Linked DNA regions of Homo sapiens: region 1 is linked to region 2. Evidence: read pairs that join two places in POLR2A ChIA-PET (ENCODE). Cell type or tissue: PC-9. All regions are shown on one strand. Each heading gives the region's core, and the rest is flanking DNA. Links, peaks and the distances in the headings are about the cores only. Region 1 overlaps GOLGA6A (golgin A6 family member A). Region 2 overlaps CCDC33 (coiled-coil domain containing 33).

The links. ChIA-PET counts read pairs that join two places held together with the same protein. Peaks named below come from ENCODE experiments on the same cell type or tissue, not always from the same donor. Only the 100,000 strongest peaks of a DNase experiment are listed, where the experiment ranks them.
Region 1: POLR2A ChIA-PET joins it to region 2 with 5 read pairs; 3 of 35 experiments call an interaction of 5 or more read pairs at or near these places.

The regions. Positions count from the first base shown.
Region 1 is chr15:74,061,294-74,070,553 of GRCh38, forward strand. It overlaps GOLGA6A (golgin A6 family member A), which reads right to left. Exons shown (of 18, transcript NM_001038640.2): 18 at 8,564-9,260. It also overlaps the pseudogene DNM1P33. Among named protein-coding and RNA genes, the nearest start is that of GOLGA6A, 17 kb to the right of the region's middle. RefSeq lists an enhancer at 4,245-4,746. In PC-9, for the core only: a CTCF peak has its summit at 4,643 (motif pointing right); no DNase peak of the experiment used is centred there.
Region 2 is chr15:74,236,433-74,245,692 of GRCh38, forward strand. It overlaps CCDC33 (coiled-coil domain containing 33), which reads left to right. Exons shown (of 19, transcript NM_025055.5): 1 at 1-308; 2 at 7,553-7,716. The coding sequence starts at 288. Among named protein-coding and RNA genes, the nearest start is that of CCDC33, 4.7 kb to the left of the region's middle. RefSeq lists enhancers at 2,544-3,139, 3,140-3,735, 7,522-8,023, 8,524-9,260. In PC-9, for the core only: a CTCF peak has its summit at 3,697 (motif pointing right); a DNase peak (open chromatin) is centred at 3,859; H3K27ac peaks cover 1,321 bases.

The sequences.
Region 1 (9,260 bases), core at 492-8,491, 180 kb before region 2:
GAAAAAAATGAAATAATATCAAATATCTTCTCTGATCACAATGGAATAAAACTAGAAGTTAGTAACAGGAGAAATGTTGGAAACTATACAACCACATGGAGATGAAATAATATGCTCTGGAATGACCAGTGGGTCAATGAAGAAATTAAGAAGGAAATTGAAACATTTCTTAAATGATAATGGAAACACAACATGCCAGAACCTATGGGATACGACAAAAGCAGTACTAAGAGGGAACTTTATGGCTATAAACACCTACTTTTAAAAAGTTGAAAAGCATCAAATAAACAACAATGCACCTTAAAGAAATAGAAAAGCAAGAACAAAGCAAACGCAAAATTACTAGAAGAAAAGAAATAATAAAGATCAGAGCAGAAATAAATGAAATTGAAATGAAGAAAAAGCATCAATGAAAAGAATAGTTGGGTTTTGGAAGAGATAAATAATGTTGACAAACTTTTAGCCTAAGTAAGACTAAGACAAAAAGAAGACACAAGTGAATAAAATCTAAGATGAAAAAGGAAAATTACAACTGATACCGCAAAAATTCACAGGCTCACTAGTGGCTGTTATAAGCAATGTATGCAAAGAAATAGGAAAACCTACTAAAAATGGATACATTTCTAGACACATCCAGCCTGCCAAGATTGAACCGTGATGAAATCCAAAACCTGAACAGACCAATAAGAAATCATGACATCAAAGCGGTAATAAAAAGTCTCCCTGCGAAGAAAAGCCTGGGACCTGGTGCTTCACTGCTGAATTCTACCAAACATTAAAAGAAGAACTCATACCAACCTTACCCAAACTATTCCAAAACTAGAGGCCTTACCCAACTATTCCAAACTCATTCTACAAGGCTAGTATTACCCTGATACCAAAACCAAAGATACATCCAAAACAGAGAACTACAGGCCAATATCACTGATGAATATTGATGCAAAAATCCTCCACAAAATATTAGCAAATTGAATTCATCAACACATTAAAGTTGGGGTGCAGTGTCCCAGCTTCACTCAACCCTTCCCCTTTTCCTGTGATCCCAGGTGGCTGTGATCCCAGGTGGCAGCGGTGGCGGCAATGTTGGGGTGTGGGCCTCCCAGGACAAGGGGAATGTGAGTGTGCCCTTCTCTTGCCTCCTGCCAGGCGTCTGTAACCTGGCACCAGCTCTGGCCAGGTCTTCAAGTAAGGGACCTGGAGATGTTCTTTTCCAATTTCTGGATTGGGAAATGGAGACAAATTCTGGGTACTAGAGTCAGAACTAAGATGAGGCTGAATCGGGAGAGTCTGGGGTCCTGAGAGGCCGAGACCTGAAACCCTCTAGATCGTGTGGGGAGCTGGGTGTGTGATCTGGCCAGTTGTTTCTCCCTGTGCCTCAATGTTCCAGGTACCCTTGGAGGGACTGAGATCCTGGGGATGCCTGGAGCCTGGCTGCATGGCCTGGCCGCCCTGATGCCCTCGTGCTCTCCATGGCAGGCCAGCAAGGCTGAGGAGAATGTCTCCGACAGCTTCATGCACTCCATGGACCCACAGCTGGAGCAGCAAATGGAGACCACTCAGAGCCTGGTGGACTCCTATGTGACCATTGTCAACAAGACCGTGTGGGACCTCATGGTTGGTCTCACGCCCAAGACCATCATGCACCTCATGATCAACAACGTGCATGCACCACCTCATGGGGGCAGGGGCTCCTGTAGCACTGGGGACACAGGTGGCCGTGTTGGCCTGGCAGAGATGACAACCAGCCCTATGGGACCAGGTGCAGGGAGAGGGGCACGGTCCAGACCAGAGCTGTCCCATAGAACTATAACGTGGGACTGGGCACAGTGGCCCATGCCTGTAATCCCAGCACTTTGGGAGGCCAAGGCGGAAGGATCGCTTGAGCCCAGGAGTTTGAGACCAGCCTGGGCAACATAGTGAGACCTGGTCTCTACAAAAAAATTTTAAAAATAGCTGGGCCTGGTGGTGGCACGTGCCTGTAATCCTAGCTACTCAACAGGCTAGCCTTGGAGGATCACTTTGAGCCAAGGAGGTTGAGGCTGCAGTGAGCAGTGATCTCACCCACTGTACTCCAGCCTGGTGACAGAGCGAGATCCTATCTCCAAAAATTAAAAACTGAGTAGACAGGTGTCCTGGTGGCATGATAGGTCCTGGGTCCCCTCCCAGATCTGTGACCTTGGGCAGGTGACTTTTCCTCTGGACCTCAGTGTCCCCATCTGAGTGAGAAAAAGCGGTGGGGAGGTGGGTCTTCGAGTCTAAGCAGTGTAGAAGCCGCATCTGAAAAGCCATACCCGGGGCTCCAAGTCCAGCGTACAGCCCCAGCAGGACCTGGCGGCGTGGCCAGGGTGGCACAGGCATCAGGTCCCAACCTCCTTCCCTCTTTGCCCACTCTCAGACCAAGGAGTTTATCTTCTCGGAGCTGCTGGCCAACCTGTACTTGCATGGGGACAAGAACATGCTGATGGAGGAGTCGGCAGAGCAGGCACAGCGGTCATGAACACAATCAGCACGCCCACGGGGGCCCATGGACAACTCCTGACTGCAGGTGCAGAGCATCCTACTGGATGCAGGTACCAGGGCTGGCCCCCACGGCCCCAAAGCCCCCCAGCCTCCATGGCTAAGACTGTGGGCTCTTGGAACAGGCTCCATGCCCAAGTTGGCAGATGTGGGTGCTCTCTAGAGTCCTCGGAGAGGGCAGAGAACTCATGGTTTATGGTGTAGGGGCTGGGAATGTGGAGGGCGTTGTGTGTGGGGCTGGACTCTGAGGCGGCCAGAGGCCTAGGAATGTCACCTGGGCACAACATAACTGTCGTGCAGTCTGAGTCATGCTGCCAGGGCAGGGTATCCAGTTCCCAGTCTGGGAGTGCCGAGAGCCAAATCCACTGTAGAGCAGGGGTGATAGTCAGGGTCCCACCTCCTCTATCTGTTGGCAATCCAGTGGTGATCCTGGATAAAATCTTGAGAGTCCCATACACATGGTCATCCCACAACACACCTCACAGGCCAGGCAGGAACACACAGCCCCCTTCCCTCCCTCCCAGGTACCACCATAGCTGCTAGCGTGTGACTGAAGGCAGGGTCCCTGGCCCCTGCTGAAACACTACCGCCAGCCAGCGGGCTCATTCACCTTGGCCTGTTGCTCTTAGGGGTCACCTGTGCTATTCAGCCAAGGAGACCACAGTCCCTGCTGGCCCAGCTGAGCTCCACATAGCCAGCCCACCCACCTCCCCTGCCACAGACTCTCCCTCTTCTGCTTTTCCCAGCAGGAGGGGCCCAGGCTCACCTATGCAACCTGCAGGCCCCCACAACCAGCTGAGGCTCCCCTCTTAGACTTATAAGTCTATGGCCAGTGGCATATGCCCTTCCTGCCTCCCCCAGGGTCCTTTCAGAGGGTCCTGGGCTTTCTGACCACCCAGAGGGGCCCCTGGCACACTCCAGTCCAGCCATCCCTTTTAGCTTCACCATCCTGGGTCAAGCAGTGTTCCTTTTCTATCAGGCCTGGTGGCTGTTGGGTGGGGCTCCCCAAGGTGAGAGGTGGCCTTGGGCCAGTGGGTTGGAAGGGAGGGGGCTGAGCATTGGTCTGAACTGTGGCTGCACTGCCTGGGTGCCGTGGGAGAGGCCAGTGTGTGTGGGCTGGGGAGGGCCGCCGCAGCCCCCAGGCACTACCTGTGAAGCTCCGGCTCCTCCCTCCATCTTCCTCCCCTTTTCCTTCCAGCCTCTCTTTTCCAGGAACCTTGCCACACCTGCACCTGCGTCCTCCCCTCCCCGGCCCTCCCACAGCTGCTGCAGCACGCCTGTGCTCTGTGCTTGCCTCACCAGCTCTCTGCTCACTTTTCTCTCTCCCGTTTTCTCTTTGCTTTCTCTCCAACTGCCAGGTGATCAGGTCAGGCAAGTCCATCCTGTCCTGAGAGCCCCAGGTTCCACTTTGACCTCTAAACAGATCCTCCTCTTCTCGGAGGCCTCCCTTTCCAAGCCTGCCTGGGCGGGTGTCCTGTGACTTGACAGTGGCTCCCCAGCCCCAAAGCCAGCCCCCTTCATCTGTGACTTAGTCTGTCGTAGTGGTGAGCTGACACATCCAGGTGTGACCCTTGCTGAAAACTTGTGCCCCCTCTGTGGTATGCCCCTGCCCTGTTCTATAAATATCTATAAATACTCATATGTATATATACCTACACATGGCTGACCGCCTCGCCTCTAGCACTGGGAATCTGTCACCGTGCTGTCCTTGTGGAGTCTTGTGGCCCAACAAGACGAAGGTCTCCCCTGACACTGCCCCTCCAAAGTGTGCCACCTCCAGTGAGCCTCCCTGTCATGTCCGGCCTGTGGACAGCCAGCCCCCGCCATCCCTCCCACCCCCCACCAAGAATGGGGGTGCTGTGCAGGCAGCTGTGTGGCCTGACAGTCTCTACCAGTCCTGCTGTCCCTCGGCTGAGAATCAAACCCATTTCTGGATGATGGGGAATGTGTCCTCTGCTAGCTGTGTTCTCTGTGGAGTGCAGGGGAGGGAAAAGGCCAAGCCATTTCTAGGGTGCTGTTGGGAGGAGTGAAAAGGCCACACACCCTTTCCAAGGGACACTTTTCCTGGAAAGCCCCTGGAGCTTAGCTGGCTTTTATCCTGCGAAGCCGGCTCTGGCCACTAGGGGGCAGGGCCATGAACTCAGCCTGGAGGAGCCTGCGGGGCAGCCAGCACTAACAGGCCACCAGGTACACTGGAGGGACAGACAGAACAGGCCACCGGGTGCAGACAGGCGAGGGAGGCAGGGGGATGGAACGGAAGATGCCTGGGGTGGAAGTCAGTGCCCTTGGGTGCTGGTATTTGTCTTCCCGGCCACTGCTACATCAGGCTTCTGAGGCTGTTGGCTGTCAGGGCGGGACTGTGCCCTATAGGCGCCATGGCAGTCCCTGTGAAATCCACCAGGTGTCACCAGGCAGCATACAGGTAACAGGCCTGGAAGGTCCCCAAGAGCCCAGCTGGACATGCTCAGACACTCTAGGGCTCCTCGTTCAGTGGCACAAACTCCAGGACCCAGTGAGGGACACGGGAATCCACCAGGCTGAGCAGTATGGCTAAATCCATTTACTCCAAAATGAAAAGCAAAATAAACGGGAGTCACATCACCAGGGAGCCACAACCCCATCCCCGCCTCCTTCCTCTGTCCTATGCTATCAATAAATAAGTTTCCCAGCCACAAATAGTGATTAGAACCTCCTCCTCATATGCCAGCTCCAACCTCCTCTAGGTACAATACAGGGGGTGGCCCTACCCCCTGGAATATACAAAATGTCACACAGATACTATATGTACACTGCGGAAGGGGGTCCACCCCAGCAGCCTGTGCCCTCACCTGCTCTACAGTTAGCCCCACTGTCCCGCCTCAGCTGCCTCTCTGAATAAGAAGATGGGAGCCCCCTGAGGGAAAAGTTGCTTCGGTGAGAGTAGGGAGGCCATGAGGCCTCCTCCAAACAAACCAGCTCTACCAGCCTCTGGCTCTTAAATAATAATCATCATCATCCAGAAATTTAAGGACTCAGCCCTGGTCAAGGTGGCAAAGGGTCTGTTTTTCTCCCCCCATTAGACAGGGGTCTTGTCTTGCTACCCTAATGGTAAAGGGGTGACTGGGAGGGGGTGGTAGGAGCATGGTAGGGACAGAGACTCCAGCCCCACTTCTCCAGGCTTATGCTGACAGGGGCCTGCTTTTATTTATTTTTATCCCATGACTTATTTTTTAATCCCATAATTTCTTTTTCATAATACTTTAAGCTTTTTTTTTTTTTTTTTTGAGATGGAGTCTTGCTCAGTCACCCTGGCTGGAGTGCAGTGGCGCGATCTTGGCTCACTGCAAGCTCCGCCTCCCAGGTTCACGCCTTTCTCTTGCCTCAGCCTCCCGAGTAGCTGGGACTACAGGCGCCCGCCACCACGCCCAGCTAATTTTTTTTTTTTTTTTTTTTTTTTTGTATTTTTAGTAGAGATGGGGTTTCACCATGTTAGCCAGGATGGTCTCGATCTCCTGACCTTGTGATCCACCCGCCTCGGCCTCCCAAAGTGCTGGGATTACAGGCGTGAGCCAGCAAGCCCGGCCCTTTTTTTAAGCTTTTCATAAAACTTTTACGTTTTTTCCACAACTTTTTTTGCCACAACCTTTCCACAACATTTTTTATCCTGTAACTTTTTCATCCCACAACCTTTTTTATCCCATAACTTTGGTTTGTGTTCTTCAAATAAACACACTTCATGGTTACATTAAAATTTTATAAAAATAAAAACCGATTATCTCATGCCAAGCGTGCCCAGCATTTGCACAGTCTCAATACCTTTAACACCACAGTTTTCAAGACACACAAAATTTTAAGGCAAAAACAGCACTTTGCAACAATTTAATAATTTATTACATTACAGTAGCATCACAGTAGCAGTGAATAATGCCACTTTAGGCAACAGTGTTTCAGTATTTCCATTATACATTCTGTTTACAAGAATTCATAAATTGGTAAAAGTCATTCTAAGAAAACTTGGCAAATAAAGCTTTGCATTGGAATTGGCATTTCTTTCTCTACTTTTCCTTCCCCCAGTTTCTTTCTTTTAAACTACAGTATTCATATTTTAAAATGTCTTAACTTATTTTAAAACTTAAGATAGCAGTTACATTTTTGAATAGTTATATTCTTTTAAAATGACTCTTTAAGATAAAGTTTTAGAGAAACTATTATGGATAGGACTGATTTACATTTTCACATTTTCTAAATATCAGCTTTGGTTTTAGAACTGACTTTTTTTCATTTCTGGAAAACCTATCAGATTTAATCAAATACTTTAAAAATGATTATATATTGCAATCTTTAAATCGGTTTTTAATTCTTTACTTCCTACAGAAATTCAAATTTATTCAGTTGAACCCACACTTTAAAATTCTATGTTTCTGATTAAACTCTACCCTTCTAATGTTGCCTTCTAAGCAAATTGAACGCTGCCTTATACTGAATGAGGAAGAGAACAAATACTTGGCTGAATGAGGTATTGCAAAGGACCACATGCACTTTGAAGAAAGACTTAAGTTGTTGTCATATGATTTACATGCTATTTAATTTTTCTTAAATATATGACAGAATACCTACACAAAGAGTGGTATTTCAGTTAATATAGTACATTCATTTTCCAGACTGACATTCAGCTTAAATATGCCGGTGTGTGATTTAATCCACAGGTACCTGATGAACACATTATTGTCAGATTGGTTGCAGGTGCTAAAGGCTAGCTGAAGATCATTCCTAGTCATTTATATTTATCAGGGTAAAAGTGAAGTGATTGAACTATAAAAATACCTTTGAAATAATTTATCAATGTATTAGGTAAACCCAGTTTCAGAATTATAAAGAAAAACTGTTAGACCAAATAAGGTGGCTAATTAACAGTGGTATGATTTCTAGCCCGAGGGTCTAAATTGGACTCAAACTGTCTTTAAACTGAACTCAAAGAATGCAAAAGTGGCAAGTTCAGAAAATAAAAGGCAAGAACAGGACTTGAAGTCCATTTTAAACCCTCGGGCTAGAAATCGTCCTACTGTTAATTAGCCACATTCGTTGGTCTAACAGTTTTTCTTTATAATTCTGGAACTGAGTTTATCTAATACATTGATAAATTCATACAATTTGGAAGAGTCAGTTGAAGTCACAAGGACTTAATATTTGCACTCTTTCACTGAATGCAGGCACATCTGTTATTCCATCTGTAAAATCGTATTATTGCTCTCCTATTAATGTCATATGTATAAAAGTATCATGAGGATGCCAAATGCTAAAAATGGAGATGGTCTAGTAACTAGAAATGCCCACCCCAGGGAGCGCACACACATCTCTCCCTGCATCCTAATACTGTGACGTATTTTGGAACACAGACATTAGAACTTCATGAACTTTTAGCTGTTGATTCTTTCCCAAGCATCTTAAAGTTATGATTTAGGCAATGTATGACTGAAATAATTCACTCATCACGTATAGGCACATTAACATAAATATGGCACAAAATATGCCTCTAACTGAAACTGAGAGGTATAAAAACATATTTCACTCTTTGTGAAGAACTTTGTGAGGAAACATAAGTCTGTCATTGTATAGACACTTTTTCTCATAATACTTGGACATTCACAAACATTAGATTGCACTGCAGCTTGTAAACATTTTAAGTTGCATAAACTTCGCCTTGATTTTCATGTGTAGTATAATACTGTCTACTAAAACTCCTTTTTGTTTCAACTAAGTACTCTCACATATATTGGTTTATAATAATGGTTGTTATTATTTTTAAAGTGTTTTCCATTCAAAGAAAAGAAGTAAATTCCTATGTCAGAGTAACTAATGTGGCTGAAGAATAGGTATTAGCCAGAGAGGTCTAGATGATAAAATCAATCTTCTAGCCTCAAAGAAGCTCCATGAACATAGAGGAAGGCCAGGTGTCACACAGCTTTCCTTCACTCGAATTCATTCTTGACTAGAGCCTGTATGCCTCTTCCAGGGACATTTAAACTCTTAAAGGATTTCTTATGATCTTCACTAAATACCTTAAGAAGAATGCCAACCAGTGCCCTTTTGTGTACTGGGACATATACTCGTGATTAAAACAGGTAACATGAACTCTGACTTTAAAATGTATTGTAGATATAAATGCTCTAAGCTAGAAAAGGTTTTCCACATCCACAGTCAATGATGGGAGCCTTTCATTCCTCAGAAATAATCCCTTTTTAGGTCATCAAGAAAGGGTACAACTGCTGCAGCTCATGATGCAATATCTTCATGAGCCCAGAGCACATACAAATCCTAAGGGAACTACCATAGTACAGCGCTCATTCTTGGCACCAGAACAAATGAAACACACTCTATCCTGCACACACCTGCCAGAGCAGGCCACTTTCCTCTTCTGTGAGATTTAAAAAGCTCCCCAAAATGTTATTACTCCCATCCCCAATACACAGAAAATAGGGAAAAGGCTGTTTCCAGTTCTTGGCCTTTAAACAACTCTAAATGTCAGTACTCACAGTGGCATATTACAAAGTAATAAACAGTGCTCAATTGAGGGCAAACCACATATTGAGCTAATGAAGAGCTCACTGTGGTTAGGATTCGATCAAACGTAATAGCAGAACATAAGCACATTTTATCTGAATTCTGGAATGAATATACATGCTGCAATAACATTAAAAAAGCATGGCAGCCTGTTCCAAACCAGCCAGAATAGTTTTGTGCAAATTAGTGGGTCTTTGTGTGTT
Region 2 (9,260 bases), core at 767-8,766:
ATGGCCCTCAACCCCCAAGGCCCTTCCACCCACAGACCATCTCGCTGCTGAGAGATCCAGGACCTGCTCCCACCTGGCCACCCTCCCCCTCCCCCCACATCCAGGCCCCAGGGCTGGTGTGTGGCACCCCTGAGACCACATTGACCTCCATACTGTCTACTACCCATAAGGACTCCAAGACGCCCAGGCCAGCTGTCTGGGCAGGACTGATTCCTGATCACCCACTGATACCAAGTACTCATCCCCAAGATTGTTAAACAAGGCCAGACACTCCTGGCCTCAAGAGGATGGGACTGAAAAACAAAAAGGTAAGGCCAGGGGCATGGGCCATGCACCTGCATGAATCCGTCCCTCCTTCAAAGTCCTTCCTTCAAAGTTTTGTTTGCTCCTTAATCATGACAAAAGCTTCCCTTCCCTGGGTCTCAGTTTTCACAGCTGTGAAATGGGGAGTGAGGTGGTCTCTGTGGCTCTCCCAGGTTAGCTGCCCTATACTCTTGGGCCACACGGGAACTGGAATGCAGTGTACTTGCAGGTGTTGTCAATGCTGACCACCCTTACCTGGTTGTTTCTGCACTCTTATTGCTGGGGTCACACAGTCTGAGAGCCCACTGAGATGGTTCATTACCCCTGTCCAAGATCTCCCAGGAGATTCCCAGGCTGCTGGCTTGGCAGCCCTGATGCCCCCATTGCCCCCATGCTCTCCAATCCCTGGCCCTGATTTTCTGGGGCCTAGGCCCCTGTCCTGGAACACAGATGCTTGGGTCTCTGAAGAGAAGGGATTTTTGTGTGTTTTGTTGATCACCGTATCCCCAGCACTCAGAACAGTGCCTGGCACATAGTGGGTGCTTAATAAAAAGCTGTGGCCCAGCAGCAGGGCTCTGTCAGGAAGGGACTAGAATCTCAGTGTGATGAGATGTAAACAGTTGAATGTAAGGGACCCCTTACCTTCCTCTCACTAGCAAGGCTGAGCCCCTGCCCTAGATGGTGTTAACCCACAGGGATAGCAGAAGGAGCTGAGACCAAAGGCACACAGATACTTGCAAATGGGGGATACCCTCTTTGTAGTTACACTCAGGTTGAATAAGCCAAATAGCTGGGGGTGCCCAGGCCCTAGTGTGATTTCCACTTCATTACTCTTGATTTTGATGTCTCTGGTTCCTGATGTTCTCTGCCCACAGCTGCCCCCCACCCCCTGCAGACTCTGCCCTCCCCATTAAGCCTCTTTCTGTAATGCCACACACTCAGAACCGGTCACCAGGTTGACCTGGCACCCTAAGCTGCCAGCTGGTCCCCACCTGCCCCACAGAGCTGGATTTGGGGATCTGGGGAGTGTGCGTGGGAGTCCTGAGGAGGAGCCAAGGTTGCTTTGATTAGTAGCTTTGAGAAGCGCTTTTGATAGCTGGGTAGAATCGCCTATAAGGATGCTCATCATGGCCGGGGGTGGTGGCTCACGCCTGTAATCCCAGCACTTGGCGAGGCCGAGGCAGGAGTTTGAGACCAGCCTGGCCAACATGGTGAAACCCCATCTCTACTAAAAATACAAAAATTAGCTGGGTGTGTTGGTGCACGTCTGTAATCCCAGTTACTCAGGATGCTGAGGCAGGAGAATCGCTTGAACCTGGGAGGCAGATGTTGCAGTGAGCCGAGATCACGCCACTGCCCTCCAGCCTGGGCAACAGTGTGAGATTCTGCCTCAAAAATAAAAGGACGTTGGCCAGGCCTGGTGTCTCACTCCTGTAATCCCAGCACTTTGGGAGGCCAAGGCAGAAGTTCGAGACCAGTCTGGCCAACATGGTGAAACCCCGTCTGTACTAAAAATACAAAAATTAACCAGGCGTGGTAGCGGGCACCTGTAATCCCAGCTACTCGGGAGGCTGAGACAGGAGAATTGCTTGAACCCAGGAGGCGGAGGTTGCAGTGAGCCGAGATAGCACCACAGCACTCCAGCCTGAGCAACAAAGAGCAAAACTCCATCTCAAAAAAAAAAAAAAAAAGGATGCTCATCATGTATATATAATACATATTTGTGTTTCTTCTTTTGTGAATCCCCAGTTCATGTTTTTTAAATTGGATAATGTTTATAGGTTTCAGTGCTCTTTGTATACTAGGGATATTAATCCTTTTTTAAATATGCAGCAAACATTTTCTCCTTTTTTTCTTTTCTTTGTATTGCAGGGCATTTTGGACCATTATAGAAGTTAGTATAGATTTTTAAAATGTAATCAAACCTATCCCTTTTTAATGATTTCTGACTTTTGTGTCATCTTTTGGAATGCTTCTCTGCTCCAAAGAACATAATTCCTCTTGCTGCCACCAATGGATACTCAGATTATGAGTTCAGGGGGGCATCCACTGTGGAGCAGAGAAGGGATCCACATCCAAGGAAGCATGGTTAGAGCACAGCAGAGACAGCAAGAGTGTGGGGTCAGACAGACCCAGCTTCCAGTTCCAGCCCTGGCCTCACTAGCTAAGCTGTGTGCTTTCATACAAGAGGTTTACTTTCTCTGAGTGTGCTTCCTCACCTGTGAAAGAGCTTTCCCCTGGCCGCCATAACTCTCAGGCAAGTTTAGATGTTGAAACTAGAAGGAACATGGGGGACCATTTTTAACTGAAAGTCCTTGTGAAACTGCTGGGAAATAGCCCCACTGCAGTCAAGTAACTTGCCCAAATGACAGATCCGGGCAGCCAGGCACCCTGCCTCCCAGCCCAGCCCCGCTCCAGCTAGTGTGACTTTTCAGACACACGGCCCTTCTAGAGGGCAGAACTGGGCTCAGCTCCTCAGGCCTCCCAGGCTGCTGGAGGATAGGGAGGAGTGGGTGGAAGAGTTTGTCTCCTTCCATCTCTCTCCCCACCAGAACCAAGTTAAGCACCCCCCAACCCACCCGCGGGAGCTGAATTCAAGGACCATTAACTCCCTGTTGTTCCTACCTCCTCCTCTCACCCTAGCCCTTCCCCCCAGCACATGGATCCAAAAATGCCCTAAGTGATGGGCAGTCCTAGTTCCCCTGCAACATCTGCTGGCTAATCCTGGCCTATTGAGGGCAAGGCTGCCTGTCTGTTTGGATAAGGGCACTGGAGTTAGCAGCTTCCAATCTTGCCAGGCCCAGTGGAGTAGCTGAGAGTGCTGAGCTTTGGAATCAGGCTTGCTTCGGTGCTCACAGCCCAGCCTCTCATCCACTGGCTGTGTGGCCTTGGGCAGGTAAACTGGCCAAACCCCTGCCTGGAAAAGCTGCCTGCTGATCTCTGCACCCTAGCAGTGTTGGGTGGGTTAAGTGAGAGGGAGCCTGAGAAGCTGATGGTGAGCATCCAGCTTTGCTCCCAGCCAAGAGGAGGCATGAATTCCCTCCCCAGGGCTCACCACACCCCTACAGATGAGTTTGTGCAAACTGAGAGTTACGGGGGGGGTACCCCATCACCCCCAGTTCCCTACCACTCATGTAACCCAGTATATGCATTTTCTGTTCCCTCATCAATCCTCTAGTGCAGGCCAGGGGTAACAGATGGGTCGAGGACATTGGTTCTGATGCAGGACATCTCTGAGGGAAGCCTGCAGATTCCCATCCAGACATGGGAATAAAAAAGGGATAGCAGGAGGTTAGCAGCCCTGGCCCACCATCCCCCTTCTGGCCTTACCCTTGGCCCCAAGCCTCCCTGGCCCTGGGCCCAGCCTGCCCAGCGGGCACATGCCTGCAAGCCTCACCAGGAGGCGCCAGCCTGGCAGTTGGCCTCATGCCCAGAACTGAAACACAATAGTTCTCGCCAAACTTCCTGCAAGCTTTATTCCCAGAAGGGAAGGCTGTCCCCGAGGGGAGGTGCAGGGGAGATAGAGGAGGAGCCGGTGTGACTCCTGGCCAGGTCTGCAGATGCCTAGTTGGGCTCTGGGGCTGCCAGGGAGCCAATGAGAGCCCCTGGACAATGGTCTTACTCCTGGGCCCTCCCTTTCATGGCCCTAGGGAGCTCATGAGAGGCCCTGTGCCCTCACAGCAAGGTGAATCCATCTAGGAACATGAATCACCCCTCCCAGCCTCACTGCAGGAACTTCAGGCACAGTAACCACTGGAAAGGCTGAATCACAAACTATTCCAGACATTCCCATTGGCCAGGTGGGAAAATCAAGGCTCAGGGAGGTGGTACAGAGAGGTAGGGCCAGAGCTGAGCTGAAACCTAGGTCTTTTTTTTGTTGTTGTTGTTGGAGTCTCACTCTATCACCCAGGCTGGAGTACCATCTTGGCTCACTGCAACCTCCGCCTCCTAGGTTCAAGCAATTCTTCTGCCTCAGCCTCCCGAATAGCTGGGATTACAGCCTCATGCCACCGCACCTGGCTGATTTTTGTATTTTTAGTAGAGATGGGGTTTCACCATGTTGGCCCGGCTGGTCTCGATCTCCCAGCCTCCAGTGATTTGCCCGCCTCGGCCTCCCAAAGTGCTGGGATTACAGGCGTGAGCCACCACACCCGGCCAAGTTGAAACCTAGGTCTTTTTGCCCTGAGGCTGCCAGCCTTACTCCTGTGCCACTAAACCAGGAGAGCAAGGCTGCTGGGGAGTGGGGGGGTCATGGTGGCCTGCATGAGGGTGGATATGGGAGGAAGCTGCCTACCCAGGAGGGCAGGGAACAGCACTCTGGCTGCTCCTCCTCCTTCACCTCCAGGCAGGGGCATCTTCCCCTCCCCTCATTCTCCCCTGACAGGAGCATGGGGGAGAGAAGGAGGGGCAACCCTCATCAACACCTCTGTAGATGGTGACAGGCCCTGCTGGGTCCTGGAAGAGGGTGGGGGTGGCCTCCTCAGTCAGAGGAAGGAGAGGGGGGCCTCTCTGCAGGACTGGCACTTCTGATCTGGGGGGCATGTATTCTCACCTCCTAATTAGCCATCTTGCTAGGCAAGGACCACAGCCTGCACCAGGCAAGCCAAGGGAAGTAGGGGAGCAAGGCACAGGGATGACAGTTCTGGAGTGACACCCAGGGTGGAGCAGAGGAAACAGCTAGGGCAGAGGCGGGGAGGCAGGAGGGAGCTTGGTAGGTGTGAGAAACAGCCAGGAGGCCAGTGTGGCTGGAGCGGAGTGACCCACAGGGCCCGTGGGACAAGATGAGGTCAGTTTTCTGGGCCAGCTCCTGGAGGGCCCCACGGGCCATTGCAAGGCTCTGAGAGAAGCAGCAAGCTACTTCAGGGTTCTGAGCAGAGGAGAGAGAGGGTCTGGGTCCAATCTGTAAAGGCTCACTCTGGCGATTGGATGGGGTGGACGGAGAGTCGGAGAGGAAACAGAACTCCATCAGAGGCGAGTCGGGACATACAGGTGTCTGGGACCTGAGTGCTGACCTGAGGATGCTGAGAAGGGTCAGAGTCCAGATATAGTTTGAAGGTGGAGCTGACAGGATCTGCTGAAGAACTGGATAAGGGATGTAGAGGAAGAGAGGGAAGAATCAGGAAGGACTCCAAGATGTGGGGCTTGAACAACTAGAACAATGGCATCGCCATTAACTCATTAACGAGTTGGGGCAGACAGCAGGAGGAGGGGTTTGAAGGGGAGTCCAGAGTTCGTTAGCTTTGAGAGGCCAGTAGACCCCCAAGGGGAGCTGTTGAGGGGGTGTGTGGCTCCGATTGGTGGGCACCCCACGCTACCGTGAGAAATGGATGAAATAACGTTCCTAAAACTCCTCGGGGCAGAGCAGAGCCTCAGGCACTGTGCCCTTTTCTTTCTGTCTGCCTGAGGCTTCCAGGAGCCAAGGCTCAAGGTAGGAGCAGAGCAGCTTCCAGATAGGTCGGTCCAAGTCCTCATCTCCCCACTGGGGAAACTGACTCTCAGAACATGGCTGGCTTTGGGGCCCAGCATGGTGAGAGGCAGAGCTGGTTTAAACCTACCTCTCCTGACACTCAGGGCTCCTCAGGAGCCGGCCATTCTGAGCCAAGGACCCAGCCTGCCGAGGCTGCCACCAAAACCAGAGCCCGTCCAGGGCCCAGGTCCTTGCTCCTGTCTGGGCCTCAATTTCCTCTCTATGTAATAGGACATTGTTCTCAACCCCACCCAACCAGGGCCTGCCCTGGAATGCAGGGTCTGACAGGCTGAGCTTTCCAGAGATGAGGAACAGCCTGCCAGTGGCCCCTCAGGGCCCTGCCTCCACCCTGAGGAGGTCCATTGCTCCTCTCCCAGAGCCAGGAGTGCCCCTCTATGGCCCCTCATATCAGCTGGAGGGACAAAGGGTAGGCAAGACCTCCTACCACGGGAGGCCTATCAAGGGTTAATCTGTGTCAGATTAACTGGAAGTGGTGAGTCAGCCAGCCGGCCAGTGGAGGACCAGGGCCAGGGAGGACAAGGACACCCCTGAGCCACAGCAGCCTCATGGCCACACCCCTCCCCACCCCACCGCGTTTATATGCCCAGCTCTGCCGTCTTCTCTGAGTCCCCACTGCCTCCCCAGTCAAACTGAGCCACCTCTGGGCCTTGGAAAGCTCTGCCCCTTCCCGCTTGCTGCCTTCGCTCCAGTGTTCTGCTCCTGGCCTGTCCTCCCTGACTCCACTCCTGCACCTTCTCCCAACCCTTTAAGGCCTCCTCCTCCCTGCTGTCTTCCCTGACCGCCTCAGCCGGCCAGGGCTTTGTCTTCTCTCAGCAGCTCTCGTTAAGATGGTCCTTTGGGCCATGAATCCACAAGTTACTAAGCTGCTGAGTCCCTGCTTGGGGCAACTGGTGTAGGAAGCCCCCTGCATGGGCAGGCACCTCTTCCTCCCTAGTCCGCAAGTTTCCTGGGTAGAAGACAGGTGGGGCATCTGGGACAGACACATGCATTCACCTCCACGTAATGCACTGAATGCCCCCATGAACGTGGAGAAGCTTTGTCAGCTGTAAAGTGCTGTGCACAGGAGGGACCTGAGGTGATGGGTGAGCTGAGGTGAGGTTACAAGATAGACTGAAGAAGGTGGCCCATTGTTAGGACTGCAAAAGCAGGTGGGATTTAGGAATTACAGACGAGGACACCTGCGAAAGCTAAGGCTTAGAAGTGGGACCAGACTTGAAAGGTGAGGTGGCCTGTCTCATCCTGCAGGAAGGGTAGGATCCAGGACTAGAGGAGAGGCACTGAGAGAGACGTGGGATGGGGACAGAAGTAGGGAGAAAATGGGGCCAAGGCGACTGCCTTGCAGAGTGGGCGGAAGGGTGACAGAGGGAGGCAGGCACTTGACGGAAGCTGTGAGTGGCTAGTGCTAGAGGGTGGCAGTGAAGGGAGGTGCCGCAGCAGAGGAGGCCACTCAGGGCCAGGTGCAGTAACTCATGCCTATAATCCCAGCACTCTGGGAGGCCGAGGCAGGCAGATCACCTGAGGTCAGGAGTTTGAGACCATGGGGAAATCCCGTCTCTACTAAAAATACAAAAATTAGTTGGATGTGGTGGCACATGCCTGTAATCCCAGCTACTGTGGAGGCTGAGGCAGGAGAATTGCTTGAACCTGGGAGGTAGAGGCTGCAGTGAGCCAAGATGGCACCACTGCACTCCAGCCTGGGCAACAGAGCAAGACTCTGTCTCAAAAAAAAAAAAAAACACTCAGCCCTGGCTCTCCCCACAGAACACTGAAGACCCAGAGGAGCCCCTGATCGCCTCCCAGAGCACGGAACCTGAGATCGGTCACCTGTCTCCCTCTAAGAAGGAGACCATCATGGTCACCCTCCATGGGGCTACCAACCTGCCTGCCTGCAAGGATGGCTCCGAGCCGTGGCCCTATGTGGTGGTGTAAGTAGCTGCGTGAGAGTGGGGGCAGGGGATGGGTTGGGCTGTGAGCAGAAACCAGGGGACAGCTATTTGGAATACTAGCACCCAAAGGCCCAGGACTGGGACTGTCATACCCAGAGGGGAGGAGCTGCTGTGGGCACTACCTGGCATCTCCGCTGCTGCATGGGAAGCTGCTCACCAGGGCTGGGGAAGACAGGGTGCCAACGGATCCAGAGAGTCACCCCTCCCCACCCCACACCAGTGGGGCAGGGATTGGTCACAGCTCAGCTCCAGTGGGGCAGGTTCCTTGTATGCAAAAGTCTGGGCTGGGCTCATGGGCATGATGGTCAGATTGGGGAAGGGGAAGATTTGGGACCTGCCTCTCCTGACTTCTGGGTGCCCCACCCCACCATACCCAGCCCTGGGGTAGGGTCCTCATAACCACCCTCCCCTCCTCCCCTCCTTCTCCAGTCACTTCTATTATGGGGACTCCCCTAGTTCTGGGCCTTTAATGCACCCCACACACCCCCTCCAGCCAGCTGCTGTCAGGGTACACACTTCCCCAGCCTGGCACCAAGGCCTGCCACGCCACGTCTATGCCCACCTCACGGGTCTCACTTCTTCCAGAAAGGCGCCAAGGGGCAACACAATCTCCATCCAGCCAACCTTCGCTGGGGACACTGAATATTTGCTCAATCTTTATTATAAAGCACCCTCCAAGGAGCATGTCACCCCTAGACCTTCTATAGACAGACGGCGGGAGCCTTGGTGGCCTCCCACCAAGCCACCCTATACTTCCCCTCCCCCACCAATACTGGCACCATTCAGTTCCTGCCAAGAGTCTGTTGCCCACATTTCCTTTTGGGGAGTGCCTGCCCCAGCCCACTCACCAATGCCTGCTGAAATCCTGCCTTCAAAGCCTCCTCCTCCAGGCAGCCACCAGAGTTGAGCTCTCCCTCTTCTGGAGCTCCACAGCAGTGGTGACCCTGGTCTGAAGCACTTTATATCAACATGGTTTATGCACTCCTCTGGGGCTCCCTGAGGACGGATCTCCTCCTCCATTTCCCTCAACAATGCATCCAACATAGGCCTGAGCCCAAACTTAGGAGCCAAGGAGTGACTGAGGCCAACACCTGGTTACTATGATAAGTCCCTGCCCCCCCAGGGCCCCCACTGTGAAAGGGGGGTAGAAGCTGTGCCGAGAGCAACAGGTGAAACACTTGCCTTAAAAGCCCCATTTGTGCCAGCCCAGCTCCTCGGCCATCCCTCCCCCAACTCCATTTCCGTGGTGAGGGAAGCACAGGTGGTGGGAGCAGGCTTGGCAGGGAGGCTGGTTTCTAGCGGGGAGCTCGCCTTCTCCGCTCAGCTATTTCCATAAACCAATTATCGCCGATCATCTCGGGAGATTGAGGCCCTGACTGTCACCAATCCGGCCTGGGCGGCGGGGCGGGGAGCTGGGTGGCTGTGTGGCTCCTAGGCAGGCACCGCGACCCGCGCCATCACCCGGTTGCCATGGGAACGCGCGGCAGGAGCCTAGGCGACACGAGCCTGGGTGGGGGTTCGGA